Regions from separate parts of the Homo sapiens genome. Here regions 2 and 3 are each linked to region 1. The links are chromatin loops, found by intact Hi-C in ENCODE. Cell type or tissue: CD4-positive, alpha-beta T cell. All regions are shown on one strand.

What was found. Hi-C counts contacts between places; a loop is a spot of excess contacts. Peaks named below come from ENCODE experiments on the same cell type or tissue, not always from the same donor. Only the 100,000 strongest peaks of a DNase experiment are listed, where the experiment ranks them.
Region 2: a loop joins it to region 1, with 4 times the contacts of the local background. A loop is called at or near these places in 7 of 110 quality-filtered maps.
Region 3: a loop joins it to region 1, with 4 times the contacts of the local background. A loop is called at or near these places in 10 of 110 quality-filtered maps.

Annotation. Positions count from the first base shown.
Region 1 is chr10:63,717,828-63,722,827 of GRCh38, reverse strand. No RefSeq gene overlaps it. Among named protein-coding and RNA genes, the nearest start is that of REEP3, 200 kb to the right of the region's middle. In CD4-positive, alpha-beta T cell, a CTCF peak has its summit at 2,646 (motif pointing right); DNase peaks (open chromatin) are centred at 1,987 and 2,617.
Region 2 is chr10:62,435,505-62,440,504 of GRCh38, reverse strand. It overlaps a transcript of ZNF365 not described here. Among named protein-coding and RNA genes, the nearest start is that of ZNF365, 64 kb to the right of the region's middle. In CD4-positive, alpha-beta T cell, a CTCF peak has its summit at 2,655 (motif pointing left); a DNase peak (open chromatin) is centred at 2,694.
Region 3 is chr10:62,592,286-62,597,285 of GRCh38, reverse strand. No RefSeq gene overlaps it. Among named protein-coding and RNA genes, the nearest start is that of ADO, 210 kb to the left of the region's middle. In CD4-positive, alpha-beta T cell, a CTCF peak has its summit at 3,066 (motif pointing left); a DNase peak (open chromatin) is centred at 3,085.

The sequences.
Region 1 (5,000 bases):
CCCTCCCTCCCTACTGCTAAGCCAAGTGAAGGAGTCCAAGCAAATCAGTCACAGGGACCAGAAATGCCTACGAGAAAGATTTGTATCTCACTTCCTGGCTGGATGTTTACAGAGCCCTGACATCACAGGCCCTGGTGCTGCTTCCAGACCATAGAGAACAACAAGTGTTCTTAGGAGAGCCAAAGAGCATCCACAGGCATTTGCTGGCATCTTTGCCTGGTTTCCATCCATCTCAAGAACGCTGAAGGCAAGAGACTGGCTGGAGCAGCATGCAATTACAGGGTGGGAGAGAGGGCTGATTAGATGGTTAAGCTTTAGGGAGGAAAAGGATGGACAGTGTTTTCCCATTGACCAAGGGAACCTGAAGAGAGTAGCAAGACATGCATCATCTGGAACAGACCCTGACCAAAAGAACTACTGCCTGAAGCCAGGGGTCCCCAGCAGGAAGAAGCTGTGTAGAGTGAAGCCCAGAACATGTGGGGCAAAAGCTGAGAGAAGATTTTCAGAAGCAACTGGAGAATGACCAGAATAGGAGGAACCCCCTGCATCCCCACAGGGTGCCCTGGAGAAGCTCTATGTGAATTCTCAGATTAACAGAGGGAATGAGTCCCAGCCAGTATTATCCATGAGAGAATCACATACAATACCAGCTAAGTACAGTGACACTTTGCTCCTCTTTCTCTGATCTGCATGCTGGATTCTATACTAGAGGAATTAGAAAGCAGGAAAGAGATGAGAAATAGTCAGAAAAACACTGAAAGAACAGTCATGCTCTCCTTCCTCAGAGTCAGAAGTAAGAAGAGTTAAGGAGAGAAGATTCAAGCTATATATGAGATTGGACTAAGTTTTTTTTTGGCTGGGGAGGGCGTTGTTTTGTTTTGTTTTTTTAATACAGGGTCTCACTCTGTCACCCAGGCTGGAGGACAGTGGTGCACTCATAGCTCATTGTAACCTCAATCTCCTGAGCTCAAGTGATCCTCCCACCTCAGCCTCCTAAGTAGCTGGGACTATAGGCATGCACCATCACACCCAGCTAATTTTTTTTTTTAATACAGACAGGGTCTTGCTAGGTTGCTCAGGCTGGTCTCAAACTCCTGGCCTCAAGTGATCCTCCCACTCAGCCTCCCAAAGTAGTGGAGTTACAGGCGTGACCCACCATGCCCAGCCCAGACTAACATTTTTAATACCTGAAAACAGGGGCTAGGCACAGTGGCTCATGCCTGCAATCTCAGCACTTTGGGAGGCCCAGGCAGGAGCCCAGGAATTCAAGACCAGCCTGGGCAACATAGTGGGACCTCATGTGTACCAAATACACACACACACACACACACACACACACACACACACACACACACACACAATTAGCCAGGTATGGTGCATATTCCTGTAGTCCCAGTTGCTCCGGAGACTGAGATTGAGGATCACTTGAGCCCAGGAGGTTAAGGCTGCAGTGAGGCAACAGAGTGAAACCATGTATTAAAAATAAGAAACCATGTATTAAAAATAAGAAACAAACAAACAAGGACTCTTGTTACAGCTGAATGTGAGCCAAAAGCTATGAAATCTACCAGAGATTGAAGTTACAGAGCACAGAAGGGAGATTTAGCATAGTATGGTTGAAAGCAACCAAGGGAGAAAAAGTTGTTTCCCATTTGTACCTCTCAGAATTTAGCCTTGGGCTAAACTCATGTTATGAAGCAGTTACCCAAATCAGGCAAAACATTACTATTTAATAAAGCTTGATGGTGGGTGTAGTCACCAGCCTTCAAGATGGCCCCAAGGATCCCCACCTACTGTTATTCACAAGCTTCTGTAATTCTCTGCCACACAAGGGGACCAGGGCTGGTTTGGTTGATCAATAACATATGAGAGTAAGATTAGATTATTTTAAAAGACTGTGGCTTCCTCTCTGTCTCTCACTCTCTTCCCCTCTCCTCTTGCTCTAGGGGAAGCACGTCCTGTGAAGAGTCCCACATGTCAAGGAACTGAGCTTCTAGCCGACAGCAAGCAAGAAACCAAAACCTGCTAACACGGGTGAGTCTGGAAGCAGATTCTCCAGCTCCAGTTGAGCTTTGAGATGACTGCAGCTTCATCTCACACTTGACTTACCTTGCGAGATACCCTTAGCCAGAACCACCCAGCTAAACCACTCTCTGCTTCCTGACCCTCAGAAATAGTGTGAGATAAATTTTTGCTGTTTAAGCTGCTACATTTTGAGGCGATTTATCCCACAGCAGTAGATAACTATTATAGTGTACACATAAATACTTGATATACAAAAAAAACTCATAATAATTTAAATATATAGCACAAAGTTTTCCCCCACGTTTACCATCTTGAAGCTAAAGTAACAAGAGCTCTTAGGGGTGAGGACATTCAGAGAATTTAGAAACTATCCCTGACTTGGATGAAAGATTCTTATATTCCCCTGAGAGCACACTCATAAAATAAACCAGGATTTAGAAATAAGAAATGCCATGAAATTAGTTCCTCTGAACTCAAATTATTGGAATAATCTATAAAATCAAAGGTCGCTGGTATAGGAGTCAAAGAGTGCCACCTGGGAGTGCCGCTTAATATTGCCATAGATACGGCAGGTAGCTACCAAAACAGATTCAAAAAGCAACACTCCTGCAATGCTCCTGACTGACACTAGATGGCGGTAAAGTTTTATCATGCAGTTAAATTTCAATTAGTCTGGCCAGGGTTAAAATAATTTAATGAGCATAAGGCGAAAAAATTAAAAGAACCCTTACTTAATTACTTAGTAAATACTATTTTTGAATTATTATTTCTAAGCTGGAATTAAAATTGAGTTGCTTATACTGATCTGTGACCTGAAACCATTTTTGAAAGGAGGTGGGTTAAAGTGTATTCATTATTCATTTTATAAAAATGAATAGTTTAATAATTGTAATCACTGCAGTATTAGCATCCATTCAGCTATTCCTCATCTGAAATTTGAGATGGTTTCAGCAGAATTGAGGCCCAGTTTACTTTTGAAAGATTGGTATTTATAAATAAGACTAGGAAAGTACTCGAATAATTGCAGGGCATTTTTCATTTCTCTCCTTCAAATTATTCCCTATTATAAGAGGTTGTCTGGCTTAATAATTAATAGCACAGACCTAGAACCAGACTGTGTAAGCTTAAATCCTAGCCCTACTTTAGATTATACCTCATGATCTACCTTATGAATGAGTCACAAATGAATTCATACACATAAAGTACTAGAAACAATACTTTTTCTTTAGAGATTCTATTTAAATATTAACCATTATTATCACTTCACATAAGTTCCCTGAGTCTGAGATAGAGCATGCTATGGAAATATACAGTAAAAACTGAAGCATGAAATCTAGGTCAATTTCCCAATGTCACACAATCAGCAGAATCAAAGTCCACAGATAAAAACAGACGAACACTACCACTTGGAATTGCCCTTTGCTATTGACATAGAGGGTCTGCTTCCAAAAACGACGAGTAAACTAGGAGTAGAACACAAACCTTCCAAATCACAAGCCAGTGACCTGTCCACTGCACCATGACAAACCAGGCTGATTTATTGACTGAAGAAACTCCTAAAAGACAAGTATTTGACAATATTGGCTGCTAGTTAAATGGCAGGTGAAATTCTAAAGTATTAACAGACACTTCTGTCCATTTACTGCATTCTGTTTATCACTTCATGAGGTTCTGCCTTAATTGCCTCAGAGAAGGGAGGATACAACATAATCCAGAAAACAGAATCTTCCTAAAGCTTAGGCCCCAGAAATGAGATAAAAGGTGTAGAAGGAAACCTGCCCTGTTAGGACAGAGCTTCCTCTGCTCCCAAGACTCAGAAGATTTATCTGATAGAGCAGAATGGAGAGATTTGAAAGAAAAGTGAAGACACCAGTGGGCTTCTGAAAAGGGACCCTGGGTCTAACCTACTTTTATCTTAAGCTGAGCCCTATATTTGGGGTCACAGGGAGGAATAATAAAATGTCCAAACACGTTTGGGGATTCTAGAGCTGAGTATCCTGCTCCCCTTTGGGTGGAATCTGGGAGCTATAGGACTCTCTAGTTCCCCACATCTGGCTTGTGCAGAAGTGGAAGGAAAATCTGTATGACATGTCTAGGCAGATGGTCCGCTAAGAGCTTCACAAAGTTCCAAAGCCACAGAGTGGTGTGGTGGCAGAGAATGGTGCCAGAAATGCAAGATGAGCATAGACCAGAGTTTCTCACAGTGCAGCTGGCGAAGAAGCATTCGAATATCGCCAACATGCAGAACGCGGCACAAGCAAAGCTCTCAGAAGCCACAGACCAGAAGAGGCTGGACCATCAGAAACAAAGGAGGGTACGGCAGGGACCCCCCCTAGAAAATGGGAGTATCCTTTAGGATATCAGTTTAGCTGTTTTCAAAGAGACCAACATAACTGAGCCTTAAACAAGATAGAATGCTCATTTCTATCCACATACAAGTTCAAGGTAATACTGGTCAGGGGGCTAGAGCTGCTCTGCACCACCAGATCACCCAGGAGCCCAGGTTCCTTTCATCTTGTTACTTTGCCACCCCACAGAATGCTATCCTTGTGCCCTCACGGAAACAAAGCCAACTCATCATCACCACATCCTCATTCCAGCCTGGGAGAAAGAGAAAAAGGGATGTGCAAAGCTGAGGGTTCAGAGATGCCATTTAAGGGCCTGAGCCAGGAGGAGGTACGCCGTTCCCACTTGCTGCCGACCTGCCAGCCTTAGACACATGTCCACACCTCACTTCAGAGAGGCTGGGAAGTGGGCAGCCTGTGCCTAGGTAAAAATAAGGTAGTTCTTTGACCAAAGAAAGAGTACATGGATATCTGCAGATAAGTGGTGATCTCTGCTATGCTCAGTGTCACATGAAGGCCAAGGTGGATATATACAGGGTACATACAGGGTAAGACTGTATTTTTTCCAATGCCTTAATGCTACATACACCACTCGAATCTTAGATACAACTCTGGGCATTGGGGGCAGGG
Region 2 (5,000 bases), 1.3 Mb after region 1:
CTGGTAGACATAAAGATAGAAGAAAAACCTCTGCCCTCTAAAAGTAAATTTTTATGCAAAGAAGGAAACAACAGACATTGCAGTCTGCTTGAGGGTGGAGGTTGGGAGGAGGGAGGAGCAGAAAAGATAACTATTAGGTACTAGGCTTAATACCTGGGTGATAAAGTAATATGTAGAAAAAACCCCCCATCCCGTGACCCAGTAACACAAGTTTACCTATGTAACAAACCTTCACATGTACCCCCGAACCTAAAATAAAAGTTTAAAAAAAAAGAGAAAGAAACAAGAAGAGGAGATACAAAAATAAATAAATAAATAAATAAATAAATAAAACTATGCATTCATAAAGCTTATAATTATTAGCATTTGCATGGCAAAATGAGCCTAAGGTATCCTCTGACATACGTGCATTTTGTATAACAGACTCCATAGGCAAAGTTCCTTATTCCAATTTAGCAGTCTCTTAGATAAGCATATGAGACTAATTTCAAGAAGTCCATTTTGTGCGGGAGAAAGTGCGGACAGGACAAAGGAAAAACATGCAGATTGCACATGTTTATTTAGCCACCACTCTGTCTCAAGCACTGGGCCAGGTTCTAAGAAGTATCAAAATTAAAAGTGAGATGATATTTTTGAGGGATTTTAATATTTAGATTGTGTCAGTTAGGATATGTTTGGCTCTCAGTAACAGTACACCAAATTATTAGTGGCATAAACAATAAAGACATTAAATTAAGTAATAGAAGATATAAGAAGCTGGAGGATGGTCATTTCAGAGCTGATTTACCAGCTCCACATTGTCAAGGTCACTGGGTTGACATCTTCAAGAGTCCCTTGGGTTTCCCATTTTGTTCACAAGATAATTTTGCAGATCCAGACATTAAATCCTTTATAACCTCATGCAAAGTCAGGGCAAAGGAAGAGCCACAGCTATTAGAGGGCTTGCACATATGCTTTCCCATCTTTGTTATAAAGAATATGTCTTTCTCAGAAGATATCAGTGTATTTCCCCTATGCTTCATTGGCTAAACCGAGCTACACATCCCATCCCTAGCTGCAAGAGAATCTGGGAAAGGGAGGCATTGTTAGGTAGTGAGTCAACATTTTTTTTTTTTTTTGCTAGAGTTGAAATAATCATAAAATTCTAAGTAAAGATTATTTAATCAATTGCTCAATCACGTGAGTGCTTCTGGAATAAACACAATGAAGGAATACACATGGCATGAGGAAAATGTAAAGAGAGAGAGGAAGACAGAGACCGAGAAGAGAAAGAATAGACCCATTATTAGTTGAAAGATGAGAAGAATTTAAATTGGTAAAGATGAAGGAGATTTCAAGTAAGGGAGAAAAACTAAGAAAGTGGGAAATGGAATTAAAATATCTATACTGACCAGAAACCATAAGTGTAGTATCAACAACAGCAAGGTGATAGTCTTACCGATATTCATACCATTAGAATAATTTTATTTTCCATGCTAAATGACCTTAAATGAGCACTATTTTCTATTTGAAATGTGTTTGTGTGTGTATTTCTCAAGAAGCACTCTAGCTAATTAGACAAAATGCTTGCAAGTTAGTGAGGCTGTAATGCAGAAGGAATAGAGACCAGGCAAATTCTTTCTGCTTGATGCCTACCTTAATAAAGCTTTCTAAGTACTGTGAGAAGCATACTGAGGAAGGATACTGGTGCTAGATACCATTCATCAGCTATTGCAAGCTTCAAAGGCACCGAAATGCTGAGTTATGAGGATTTTGCCAGAATCTATTCAAGTGGAAAGCACCCGGAGTAAGGCACAGTGTGCCTCTGAATCTTCTGCTTACATAAGAGAATAGCAAAGGCCTTAGATAAGGGAGTGACTTGATCTAATGTTATATCTCTTCCTTAATGCCAGTTATTCTGTATCTGCCCTTCATGTTTTTTTCCTTTATCTATCTTGTTAACACTCAAAATTACTTTATGTATGTGTTTGTTTACCTGGTTTTTGTAGTCTTTCCCCTTTCAATAAAAACTCTATGTGGCTGGGCATGGTAGCTCATTCCTGTAATCCCAGCATTTTGGGAGGCCAACGCGGGTGTATCACTTGAGGCCAGGAGTTTGAGACCAGCCTGGGCAATGTGGCGAAACCTCATCTCTACTAAAAATACAAAAATTAGCCTGGCATGGTTGCTGCGCCTGTAATCCCAGCTACCAGGGAGGCTGAGGCACGAGAATCGCTTGAGCCTGGGAGGCGGAGGTTGCAGTGAGCTGAGATAGAGCCATTGCACTCCAGCCTGGGTGATGGAGTGAGACTCTGTCTCAAAAAAAAAAAAACAAAAACAAAAACAAGAAAATACTGTATGAAAACAGATATAATATTCCTGTTCTCCATTGTATCTTCAGTCCTTGTCACAGGATCTGTGGACTCTCAATATTTATGAAATGAATGCATGAGTGAATAAATGCTCCTATCTGTTAACTAATTTCCCATACACAGTTACTTGAAATCTACAAAGCTGTCCAGCACCAGCTGTTATTCCAACAGGCCCATGCTATGCATCACGACAGAAGAATGATGTTGGATGTAGAGCGTGTTCAGCAAATAAAACTCATCAAACCAAATCTCACCAGGCGACCAATAAAAGAAAGATTAATACCTACATAATCAAGCCTGTGGTTTGTCTTACTTTAAAGTATGTGGATAGATTATCAGCTGTCACCCCCTAGTGGTAGAGAATATAATTATCAGGGCTGCTTGTTTCTGGTCAAAGGAAGGAAAAGAAGCCAGGAGATTTACAGAAAAGTGCATTTGCTACCAATCTCACAACCTTTAAATTGCATATACTATTCACACACACACGTACGTATATGTGTGAATTTAGAAGGAAAAAGCTTTATGAGTTACACCTTACTCTGATGATCTGGCTGTTTGTTAACTGCCTGGAAAACATAACATGAGATGTAAATAACTTGCTAAAAACTCGCTTTAAACTTTGTCTGCTTCCGTCATTACAATTCCTTATGAAATCCCTTCCTGAGAAAGAATTAAAATAGCTATTTATTCTCAAAGCCTCTTAGAGAAGAATATTGATTTCCTATTTAAAATTTGACATTTACTCTATGACGTGCGTAGAATTTCCAGAAAGCAAGGAAACCATGACGAAGTTACCCTAAAGCTTGATATAGATCAACTTTTTTAGATAAATTTCAGAAAACTACATTTTTTAAAGACAAAAAAAGTTAAATTCAGCCAAACTGCTACTTACAAATCATTAGTCGCAAAACAGCCAGTTGCTTAACTGAATTCAACCACATACATTTCCCTGCCTCCACCCAATCCTATTTTCCAAAACACCCACAGACACATATATTTGTATCTATGGGTATAGATTGTGGAAGACTTTAAAATAAACCATCCAAAATGATCTCTGATTCTGAAATCACTGGAAACAGAGAATACATTTCTCATACATACATTTAAATGTGGTATTTGACTCTCCCTCTTAGCTAGAGAGAGTTTATGTGGAATTTATAAGAAAGTTTATAGTCAGAAGTCCATCTGCTTATAGGTCTTGTTTGAAATGCTTGGTGTGTGTGTGTGCTAGCCACATTTTTTGGAGCACTCGTTGTTTACGGTGCATTGAGCTAGGCATTTAACCCTCCTAACCAACTTATGATATAAACAGTACTATCATAACCATCTTACAGATGAGCCTGCTCAGGCATATTAAATTCCTGGCACAATGTTACCAGCTACAGGGCTAGATCTTACTAGATCCCAATTGGTTGTCCTTCCATCATTAGCTTTTTCAGTTAATTGGCTCTGCTCAACAAGAAGCAGGAACTTAGTAAGTGCAATGATGTTGGTCATGAAGGGTGCTGGCAAGATTCAAAAGGCTTCAGGAAATATTCATTTCTTAGTGAATAAAAATTTCTTGGTGAAAATCTTCCTGCCTTAATGAAATAATGAACCTAATTAACAACTAAGGTCTTGTAAAGCATCAAAATTATCCTTTTTAGCATTATATTTTTATGTGTTATTACAAATCTGGATATGTTCTATAATTTTATTGTGTAACTAAATCTCAATTGTTATTTATTTTTTTGCCAGTGGCTTTTTTTTCTCCTAAATATAAAGAATGATTCCCTGTACCCTCTTTTAACTTCCCCAAAATAATCACTTAGTTTAATTAAGGGTTCTAGTTACTTTAGTACCAGTTAACCAACTTTTTACCCTATTTAATTTATATGGCTGTTGGAACTTTCCTATTTGTCTAGAAGAAAATTCCCATGGCCTGGAAAATTGCTTGCTTGCCTGGTGGGATTGCCAGTTACACGCTAATTATAGTATCTTTTATAATACATTAGATGGTGGTGGCTCCTTTATATATATATAAGTGAAACTCACAAAGACGTTCAGACCAGTGCATCAGTAAGGCTGAATAAGAAAGAAAAGTAACAGTCTTAAAGTATTACGGTATTACAAAAAAAACCAAATACCCATGAAGTAAAAATTTTGAAGAGTCTCAGGTGTGAAATCCTACATTCCAAGCATTAAGTTAAAAGGACAAAATACCACAGAACTGTCAGAATGGGTAGCCTTCTTTTGCACCAATGCTGAAATATCATTTTTTATACAACTAGTCTTTTGCTAGATATTTCAGATAATGACATCAAATTTGAGTAGGCTGTTTATCCACTTTGCCTATGGGGAAGAGACTGGTTTTTAAAAGAAATGAGTTTGTTTTCTTGTTATGGAAGAATTTAGGCATTGCCAGAAGTCTGGATGGAAATGTAGCTGTAAATATCCATGGTAAAAATAATATGCATGGTAGCTAAAAGAATGGATGAGAATTGGGATTGATTTTTCATTTCTGATGATCAAGCCATTATAGATCTCCCTTGATTGGGAACAAGCCATTTTTCCATAGTCTTTGTCAGATGATATTAAAAGTCTATGGTATCTTGCTATTATTGGCCGAGTGTTATCCTTTAATCTCCTGAAAATGGGCTACTAACATTC
Region 3 (5,000 bases), 1.1 Mb after region 1:
TCCTCACTAAACCCTCAAATCTCTCACTTGCTGGCCTTCCCCCGGGCCTTTGTATCACCTCTTTGAGGTAAGACACTACCTCCAGAGAGTCCCTGTCTATGGAGGGCTGACACCTAGCAGTACATCATTGCTTATTACTGGCCTGGAGGAAGATAGGGTCTTGATGGGAGAAGGTAGGGCCTAGGGCACCAACTTCTCAAGGTTTTCTGGTTATAAGAAAGCTGAGACAACCACTTGGTCCACCATAAAAAGGAAAAGGAGCTATTGTAGAGCAGTTACGCTAAGGAAACACAGACTGAACCAGGAGTTTCAAAGTGATTCAGAAGCTGGTGTTGCTCTAAAGAAGCCTCAGGCCCAAGCTCTCTGGCCTGCACGGTCTCCCTCTCATGTTGAATCTGCTGCTGTCTGCATATCTGCTCTGCTCCACTCTCACCATCTACTAACTAATCTTTAATATACCTTCAAAAACCTGCCAGAGTACTTATGCTAGCTAATGATATCAACCCAGCTGGGGAAAGCCCTTCTCACCTGGCCACCTAATGGGCCACACAACAAGCTATAACTAGCCCATGCATGGGCCACCCTTGGGCCAGATGTTGCCTTGGACTGATCTGATTCCCTTAGTAGGGGGCTGCCAGTGGGCCAATCCCAGCTGGAAAGAGGCATTGAGTAGGGTGGGAACTGTCCATGTTCATAACAGAGAAATTGGCCATGGGGTGGGTGGGTGGCGGTGGGAGTGTGCCCGGGAGTAATAGAGGATGCTGACACCTAGGTCGAGAGTGAGTAGTTGAGAAGGGAAATGAAGGGCATCGCAGATTAACTTTGTCTTTGAGATCTTGTATATAAAAATGCTTTGCACACAGTGAAAGTGCTCTGAGGACTGTGATTGAAGAGTATAATGTTTCAACTAGCATGCAACTTTGCCTCTGAACAAGAGGAGAGTCAACACCAGGATTCTTTTGAGAACTGGACCCTGGTATGGGCGACTGGTGCTTGCTCCCCACAGGGCCATATGAAAAGTCTTATAAAACATGGTCCCAGAACCATCTGCATGGAGGGCAGAAGGAAGATTTATCCATTGGATTCTATCCCCTATTGGTAAAGGGGGCTCCACATTTCCATGTTACCCACATATGAGTCCGGAAATGAACCTTCCACTTGGAGGTCAAAGAGGCATTGAGAAGTATCACCATAGAGCTGTCTCATTGCACCTGCAGGAGGCTCCTCCAAACCATAAAGAAACTGGTTTCTGCTGTAGCATCTGGAGGTGCTGCTACAGAGATCTGGAAGCACATAAGAGGCCTCTAACACACCTAGTCATGATCACCTATGTGAGTAACGTTTTCTCTGAAGGACACACATTTTCATCTCTTCCAGGTTGTTTAATTCTATTTGTCATGCAAAAATATCAACTATGTCCATTTCCTTCATTGTCCTAGAAAGAAAACTCAAAAATATAAGTCCACATTTCAGTTGCTTATTCCTTGAGAGCACTAGTCTCTCTCTCTTAGATACTGACACACACACACAAGAGAACCCACTACGTGGGCCACCGCTGTGTTGCACAGCTCCAAAATGCACCATTCACGTCCTAATCTATGGAATTGTGCAGAGGCATGGGGCTGTTCCCAGTGGCCCTACTCACAATACTTCTCCTGGATTTTCCTACTGACATGGTTAAAGTAGAATGTACTTTTAGGTCAAAGTCACCACCAGGAGGTACAAAATCCCATCATTAGTCCTGTGTCCCTTTCTTAAAATGCTCTCAACCTTATGAAAATGTGAGCATACCTCAACGGGATGGCAGATTTTAATCTGCCATTAGTCGTTTTCATTTTAGTAAAGTGAAGAAGCAAGGCACTGATGGGAGTGAGAGTGGGTAAGGGAAACAGGTCACTGAGTACTGGAGGAGAAGGAGTGGAGGATGTGTGGCTGGAAGGCTCCAAAGACAAATTTCAGCCACTTCATGGTTTGAGCTGGAACTGACCTTTCTCAAGCTGGTATGAATCTAGTTCACTGTATGCAGAACTGTATAATTTTCCCAAGACTTCGTGTTCTACAACTTGGCATCAATCATCTTTGTGGCTAAATCTAGGCCTTTGTGGAATCTTCAGAAGACACATATAATGAGACCCTCAAAGCTAAGGACCTTCTCTATGAGTACTCCCTGGACAGCACTTGAACATGATCAGACAGGAATACTGATGGTGCTTGAAGTCATCTACGGGCACTCAGAATTTCTCAAGGAGTTTACAGTGCAAGATCAAGCAGTCCACACAGATTCTGAGAGAAACCAATAAGCAAATAGTCGTGTACCAAAAGAGTGGTATTGAATCAGAGGATGAAAGAGCAAGGTGAGAGAAATCAGAAAGATTATCTTAGAACTCAAGCCACGGAGGGTTAGCAATCCACAGGCCAAATTTGACCTACTGTCAGTTTTTGAAAATTTTATTGGCACACGGCCACACCAACCATTTACATATTGTCAGTGGCTCTCTGTCAGTAGTTGTAACAGAGGCTGTGTGACTTGCTAAGACTGAAATATTTACTATTAGTTCTTGACAGAATGAATTGACCCTTGGAAAATCTTAACCTCTGTGTGTGCCAATATTCCTACCTTGCTTCCTCATAAGGCATTGCCTCTTGAATTTTCAACTAAGTCATCCCAAAACATTAGGATGGAGCATTCAGACCACACTGCCTCAAGCTTTCCATTTGAGGACCGCTTCCTAGAGGGGCAGCAGCATTCATTCCATCAGTCCACAGACCCAGAGCATCAGCCGAGAGCCAGGCACCCTGCTAGGTAGTGGGAATAGGCAGATGAGTACGGCACACTCAGCTCCCAGCTGGGAAGTACTGAATTAAACTGTAGGTCTGTGTCACTGGTAACCACAGAGGCTATACAAGGCCATGCAAAGCAGTTCCCTGCGGCCTAGTCTTTCTTTCTCTGCTTTCTTTCTCTCTCCCTTGTTTTAAAAAAATCTCTCTCCCTCTCTTGCCTCCTCTTCCTCCTTGACTCTCTCCTGGCCTCCTTTCCTTTCTTTCTTCCTCCCTCTTGCCCACATCTCAGCCTGCCAGTGCCACCCAGTGGCTCTGACAGGCATTACTCAGACTTGCTGACTGCCCTCTAGGTTGGAAATGACCATGGGGAAGTCAGTAAGTGCCTATAATTAGGGATTCCAAAGCAATTAGACAGGTCTAGTGAATCTTTGCAATCCTCTGAATGCTCAAAGCATTAATATTAGCTTTTTAAGTCATTTATACCTAGGTATAAATGAAGGAACCCAGGAGAGGCTTTGTTAAGGGGAAAGAGATCAGGGAGGCCCTAATGATTAATGTTAAAGAGGTTACTGCATGTTGGCCTGGTGCGATGTTTCACGTCTGTAATCCCAGCCCTTTGGTAGGCCAAAGCAGATGGATCACTTGAGCCCAGGAGTTCGAGACCAGCCTGAGCAACATGGCAAAAATCAGTCTCTACAAAAAACACAAAAATGAGCTGGGTGTGGTGGTGCATGCCTGTAGTCCCAGCTACTCAGAGGGCTGAGGTGAGAGAGTTGCTTGAGCCAGAGGGGTGCAGGCTGCAGTAAGCTGTGATGGCACCACTGCACTCCAGCCTGGGTGACGGAGTGGTAAGACTCTGTCTCAAAAAAAAAAAAAAAAAAAAAAAAAAAAAAAAAAAAAAGGTTACTGCATACTGTTCTGAGCAAAAATTTCATTTGGTATAGCTGACAATACAGTATTATACACATAAAAGTTTGTTAAGAGGATAGATCACTTGCTAAGTGTTCTTACCTCAATAAAAAATAGGTAAATAAATATAAAATTGCATTTGAATTGGTTCAGGGGTGTTATTTAGATAGTATATGATATGGATGTAAAAAAATGTGAAATGACAGATTTATGACTGTAACCAGTTTATTGGTCCATCTTAATTCTTATAATGGATTAACATAAAATGATAGTATTTTTTCTGATCACCATAATTAATTGTGGTCTCTTTAATTCCATTTCCTGTCCTCTAATAACACCTTAGGTGAATCTAGTGGAGTCAAGGGAATGGCCTCTCACATAGATGCTGCCCCTACAAGGCTTTGGTAGCAAAACCCTCAGATTATTGCAGGGCTGAGCTCAGACCCTTGTTGATTCTCTCTCCCTTTCCTACAACTCTTCCCATAAGGAACAGACTGCAGGGGTCGGGTGTGTGTGTGTGAGTGTAGTTGATAACAGAAGGGCTGTTTCCAGGGATATTTAATAACTGGAGGGGATGTGTCTGGTTCCAAATTTAAGCCACTGTCTTTAGAAGGAGGGGTACTGAGCACTTGCTGTTTGGGACAATTCTGTGAGAACAGGAAAAAGTTCCACTCATCTAATCATAGCCTTGGCGCAAACAGTCTTGCACTGTGCACAGATGAATGCTCATTAGTGTGAGGGCGGCTGTGGCACCAGGATGCTGCCTTTCCATGTCATCCCAGCATCCAACTCATGGATACTGGTCATTATAAAGTGATGCTTAAACTGTGACTATGATTTTCTCACCTACCAAGTGATTTTCTCCCCTAAGAATCTGGGTCTCAGAATTCTAGTATTTCAATAGCCACCAAACTTGTGCAGAGTCTAATGGAGGTTCTGGATGGCACTGTATATTAGTCCGCTCTCACACTGCTATGAAGAAATACCTGAGACTGGGTAATTTATAAAGGAAAGAGGTTTAATTGACTCACAGTTCCGCAGGGCTGAGGAGGTCTCAGAAAGCTTACAATCATGGCAGAAGGGGAAGCAAACACATCCTTCTTCGCTTGGTGGCAGGAAGGAGAAGAATGAGAGAAGTACCGAGTGAAGGTGGGGGAAAGCCCCTTATAAATCCATCAGATCTCATGAGAACTCACTCACTATCATGAGAACAGCATGAGGGTAACCGCCCCCATGGTTCAATTACCTCCCATCGGGTCCCTCCCATGGCACATGGGGATTATGGGAACTACAATTCAAGATGAGATTTG